2 separate regions of the Homo sapiens genome follow, and region 2 is linked to region 1. A link is an interaction called in ENCODE POLR2A ChIA-PET data of the cell type or tissue named here. Cell type or tissue: IMR-90. All regions are shown on one strand. Each heading gives the region's core, and the rest is flanking DNA. Links, peaks and the distances in the headings are about the cores only.

Region 1 (2,933 bases), core at 211-2,710:
GACTAAAAGCAAGAGATTGGAGATATTGTACTCTATAAATGCTTGCACTGCATCAATAAATATAGTGAAAGGAGACGGTGAAATCTTAATTTGTCATTTTTGTTGTATTGTCTTACATGGAGTGTTTACATCCAGAGGTGAGGTTATGCCAGTGCAAAACCATGCATCTTTCTGGCTGCTGGGGCCATTATCTCTTCTGCTTGGTCATGATGGGCATTCTGATTGGTCTTTTTGTGCAGTGCAGGTTGCTAAACACTTTGAATAACACTTTTCCTTAACTCTGGGATTATTTTATTTATTACATATCTCAATGGTACTTTTTTAGCATTATGTTAGAAACAAAACAATAAAGAATAGTTTATATTGTTTTTCAGTTTGAAAAGAGAATTTGTATTTTAGCATGATGCCATAGTAAAAAATTAAATGTATTCAATAAAATTATTCTGAGCATCTCTAATCCAAAGAAAGATTAATTGCATTTAGTTGTAGTATATTCCATTCATTATGTCAAATACTTCACTTATTTTACTAATAACACTCATGCTTGTGGTGCTAATAGAGGCACCAAACTTCTCCAGTACACTGAATTCATTACATGCATTTGTAATTTTGCCTAAGAATTAGTGACATAACTAAATCTCACTGAGAATTAAGATATATTTGGGAAATATATACTATATATTGCACTACTTTTTTCCTTTATTTTATTTTTGAGACAGATTCTTGTTCTATTGCTTAGGCTACAGTGCAGTGGCATGATCTCAGTTCACTGCAACCTCCACCTCCCAGGTTCAAGCAATTCTCCTACCTCAGCCTCCCAAGTAGCTGGGACTACAGGCATGCACCATCACGCCCAGCTAATTTTTGTATTTTTAGTAGAGATGGGGTTTCACCATGTTGGGCCAGGCTGGTCTGCAACTCCTGGCCTCAAGTGATCCACCCGCATCGGCCTCTCAAAGTGCTAGGATTAGAGGTGTGAGCTACCATACCTGGCCTGCACTACTATTTTAAGTAGAACCATTGAGGCCATGTGTTATTATATAATTTATAATTATGTTTATTAGATTTTAATCAAAAGATAATTTTCTCTTTATCTTAATAGTGTCCCAGCAAAACATTTGGTGGTTTTGACTCTACAAAGGACCTTCCTGATGATGTTATAACCTTTGCAAGAAGTCATCCAGCCATGTACAATCCAGTGTTTCCTATGAACAATCGCCCAATAGTGATCAAAACGGATGTAAATTATCAATTTACACAAATTGTCGTAGACCGAGTGGATGCAGAAGATGGACAGTATGATGTTATGTTTATCGGAACAGGTAAATTTTTAAATTTCAGCTGTAAACTTTTTTCCGAACACTATGTTTAACTGATTAAGTTGATCTTTGAACATCTCAGGGGTTGGGATGCCAACCCTCTGTGCAGTTGAAAATCCACATATAACTAACTTTTGATTTCCCCAAAACTTAACTACTAATAGCCTACTGTTGACTGGAAGCCTTACCTATAAGATAAACAGTTGATTAGCTTCATATGTTGTATGCCATATGTATTAGATATTGTATTCCTACAATAAAACAAGCTAGAGAAAAGGAAGTGTTCTGAAAATTATAGGGAAGAGAAAATATATTTAATGTTCATTAAGTGGAACTGGATCACCCTTGTCTTCCTGTTGAGTAGGCTACAGAGAAGGAAGAGTAAGAGTTGACATTGCTCTCCCAAGGGTGGTAGGAGCAGATGAAGATTTGTATATAAGTGGACCCACACAGTTCAAACCCATGTTGTTCAAGGGTCAAATGTATACTAAGAACTGAGGCCAGTTTCTATCGTTACTTTCAAGGTATAATTCACCTTTAATAAATGACTAAATAACATGAATATTCTTCCATTACAAATTTATTATCTTTTCTGACAAGTTGAGACATACTAATTTAAAATAAATTCCCTTTTCTGTGACAAGTAGATAAGTTTAATCAGGTAAAGCTAATGATTAGGTAAGCAATCAGTGTTTATAATTGCATCATAACTTTTCTGGCCAGTGGCTTTTTAGAACAAAGATATATTACTCAAATCCTGCCTTAAATTCCCAAGACATTCAATAATAGTTCCAGAATATTAGTACAAAATTATCTGAACTTTAAAATTACAATAAGGTGAACATCATCTAGTAAATAAATGTTAGCAATAAAATTTTTTCAGTGTTTCTGTCATACAATGAAAAGAAAAAAAATTCATTAGAAAAACAACATAATTGATTCAAGTAATTCTTAGATACATTTCTATGGACATTTAACAATTCACTTTTACTAATTCCATAATTAGAAACAGACTTTTTCAGGTATATTTTCAGAATGAATTCCATTGTTATTATGATATATTATTTTATTTTTTCCCAGCTCTTTTTAATAGTAATATTATTTTTGAAAGTCCCGGTTACAAATCTGATACTTGCTACTTAGGGTCAGATTCCAAGGTAATAAATTTCTAGTCTCCATTAACGCTGTTAACTGACATAAATCAATGGGAAACAGAGTGAGTGCTCCACTGAAACCTTGTATAACAACATTTATTTTCCCTTAGTGAGAAACAGAAAAAAAATTGCATTAACTACAGGAGAATGGCAACCATATAGTAACTGCTTTAAAGACTTAAAGTTTTATAACAAAATTGTGAAATACTTATGTTATCAGGTGTAACAGTGTCAGGTTCTGAGTAATATATTAAAGTCTACTTTTATGAGTGAGAAAGTTTCTCTACCAAATAAAAGAATCCAAAGCAGACCCAGGGTTTCATAAAGGCAATGAATTGCAAGTATCAATTTCTGGTTATAAATATCCTTAGAACATATAAGAAATAGTATTTCTCTTGGGTAAATATTAGTTTATCATTTAACATCAAATTATAATTGAATTTCTTTGCAGAGGAATTAA
Region 2 (2,933 bases), core at 234-2,733, 130 kb before region 1:
GAAGTAACAGTTTAAAACTGTGGTTTGTTTTCATGATGATTTCATACATAAGCCACCAAAAACTTCCGTAAGTTGTCTGTACGTAGGAAACAGTAATTCTGTCCAAACTAATTTACAGAATTCACCCTGGAACATATTTTTCAATTGGGAAAATATTTTCATTGTTTGGAACTGTGATATAGAAAGTCATTCCTTTTATTATTTAGAATTGAGAATACATAAACTGGAAAACAAGAAGGAATACTTCATTGTTCTTAAAATGCCATTACATTTAATATTAGTGTAAATCAAAGAACATACTGCTATTCTTATTTTCCCTCCACCATACAAAATTACTGATGTTTACAAGTTAGGACACTTAGTAAGATAGGTTAAAAAAAAAGAAAAAAAATATATATAGTTTTCAGTCTACTCCATCTGGACTGTAATTTGCTACATCTGGTCAAGAAGATCAACCTACAAATATTTAACTTCTACTTATACAAACAGGAAATATTTAATTGAGTGCTTACTAGGAAATGCTTGTTCTAGTATTTTTATAGGCATTATCTAATTTCACCTCAGTAACTCTTAAAAGATACATTAACTCTTAAAAGATACATTATTCATCCCATCTTCTATAAAACTTGGGACCAGGGAGTTTAAGGAACTTGTCCTAGTTTGCACATCTAAAAGATAAGTACTGTGGTGATGGCTTGTGTTCTTACTTATAACTGTATAACTCCAAAATCTGTAGCTATAGTATTTATTTTCCTACAACTTCTTCCAATTGATGCTTAGAGATCCCTTATGTAGTTTCTATGCATTTGCAATTAAAATCCATTCTTGTACCTCTTACATGGCCCTTTCATTGCTTAATATCTCTATGTAATTTTTTTGGTTTAGGCTGAGGTGGCTTTTTTTTTTTTTTTTTTTTTTAAAGTTTGGCCTCTCTGAAACTAAGGTAGAATTACAGATCTTAGAATTGGAAGTAAGGATGAAGGGTATCCATTTGATAAACAGATCTCTTTGAATGACCATTCAATCAGGGCCTGAACATATCCAGTGATACAGCCCGTGCCTCTGGCAGCAGCCCGTTTCCATCCTCACACAACTCAGAGTGCCTGAAATTTCAGACTTTTATTGACTCTGGGTAGCATAGCATTGATCATTTGTAATCTTTTGGATGCCAATGAAATGAATGCCATTTCTTTTTTTTTTTTTTTTTGAGACTGAATGTTGCTCTGTCACCCAGGCTGGAGTGCAGTGGTGCAATCTCGGCTCACTGCAACCTCTACCTCCCAGGTTCAAGCAATTCTCTTGCCTCAGCCTCCCGAGTAGCTAGGATTACAGGCACCCGCCATCAAGCCCAGCTTATTTTTTTGTATTTTTAGTAGAGACAGGGTTTCACCATGTTGGCCAGGTTGGTCTTGAACTCCTGACCTCGTGATCCACCCGCCTTGGACTACCAAAGTGCTGAGATTACAGGCATGAGCCACCGTGTCCAGCCAATAAATGCCATTTCAATTTAGATATTATGTAGTGGATTTTCTGTCCCTCCTCTCTGGAGACTAACAGCTCTCATTTATTTCAGCTGTGATTCACATGAATACAAACTCTTTTCCTTCCTTCCTTCCTTCCTTCCTTCCTTCCTTCCTTCCTTCCTTCTTCCCTCCCTCCTTCCCTCCCTCCCTTCCTTCCTCCCCTTCTTCTTTTTTTTGTGTGTGTGGAGAGTGGGGTGGGGTAGGGAGTAAGGCCAGCCTAGTATTGTACTATTTCTCATGAAGAAATGAGAAAAATATCTTTTAACAATTTGTTAACAATTTTTGTCTATAGGATAGGTAAATATATAAAAAGATAGATATTCCATTTTACATTGTTGACCAGGTAATATGAAAAAAAAATGTGAGTTAGGCATGATGAGCTATTAATTATATATTTCCGCAGGGAATGTTCATTCTGGTAGATAAGATTGCAATAATTGACAGTGGGATGCAGGTTATAAGAGTAATTCAAGCAAAATGTAACAGGAAGCTCTCTGAGAATTTCTTGGCAGTTGCATTTGAACTAGCTTTAAGCGTGGCTCTATTCTGTAGCTGTTGGAGTCAGGAAAAATAGCAACAAAGGCCAAAGAGTGAATGAGCACAGTGCATGGTTTCCCGCATGATAGAGGACATGAGAAGTACTGGGATAGGGTCTAAATTTAAATGATAGTGACCTGACCTTTAGTGCTAAGTTAAAGAGTATGAATTTTATCCTCTGTTGAAATCATATTTTTGATGATAAAATGATAAAATGAAGAGGTCAGTAGGACAAATAGATAAAGCAAGGCAATCAATCACATGGCTAATATATGTTTCCTGATGTTAATAGCTGGAACAGAGGACAGGTCTACATTGCAGCTTTCTCTCTTCGGAAGGCACATCGCATTCTACATTTTTCTGGATGCTGATGAAAATTTCCTACTAAGTGTGCACCCGAAAAATCTAAAGCACTGATTCAGGACATACAGTTTTGGAGAATCCTCAAAAATTCTATCCCATGGGGGTGGGGTGTGTGTGTGTACATGTGTGCGTGCATTGAGCAAAACATATTTTTAAGAAGCCAATAATTAATTAGCTTCCAAGCACAAAAATGGACTTATATTTAATGTTATTTTTAATCTGAAAGTGTTCCTGTCACTAAAGTATAGGTATATTGTTTAGTATTTGCCTATTCACAGCAGAAGCAAACTGGAGAGCAAAAACAAATGAAAAATTGAAGTCAGATGGTAAAATTAATTTAATTCATGTTTTCATGAAAGCCTCATCTCAGTTTCTCTCTATATATCAGCTCCAAAATGCTTGAAAGAATTTAGGCAGTACAGTGAATCATTTAATGATCAAAAAGACATATTAAAATATTTCAAATAAAAGAGGCCTCAAGGAACCTAAGAGGTTAAACCGGATGTTTCC

What was found. ChIA-PET counts read pairs that join two places held together with the same protein. Peaks named below come from ENCODE experiments on the same cell type or tissue, not always from the same donor. Only the 100,000 strongest peaks of a DNase experiment are listed, where the experiment ranks them.
Region 2: POLR2A ChIA-PET joins it to region 1 with 12 read pairs; 2 of 35 experiments call an interaction of 5 or more read pairs at or near these places.

What each region holds. Positions count from the first base shown.
Region 1 is chr7:84,003,728-84,006,660 of GRCh38, reverse strand. SEMA3A (semaphorin 3A) reads left to right here. Exons shown (of 17, transcript NM_006080.3): 11 at 1,103-1,322. Among named protein-coding and RNA genes, the nearest start is that of SEMA3A, 190 kb to the left of the region's middle. In IMR-90, for the core only: no CTCF peak of the experiment used is centred there; no DNase peak of the experiment used is centred there.
Region 2 is chr7:84,135,675-84,138,607 of GRCh38, reverse strand. All of the region lies in intron 1 of SEMA3A (semaphorin 3A), which reads left to right. Among named protein-coding and RNA genes, the nearest start is that of SEMA3A, 58 kb to the left of the region's middle. In IMR-90, for the core only: no CTCF peak of the experiment used is centred there; no DNase peak of the experiment used is centred there; H3K27ac peaks cover 1,099 bases.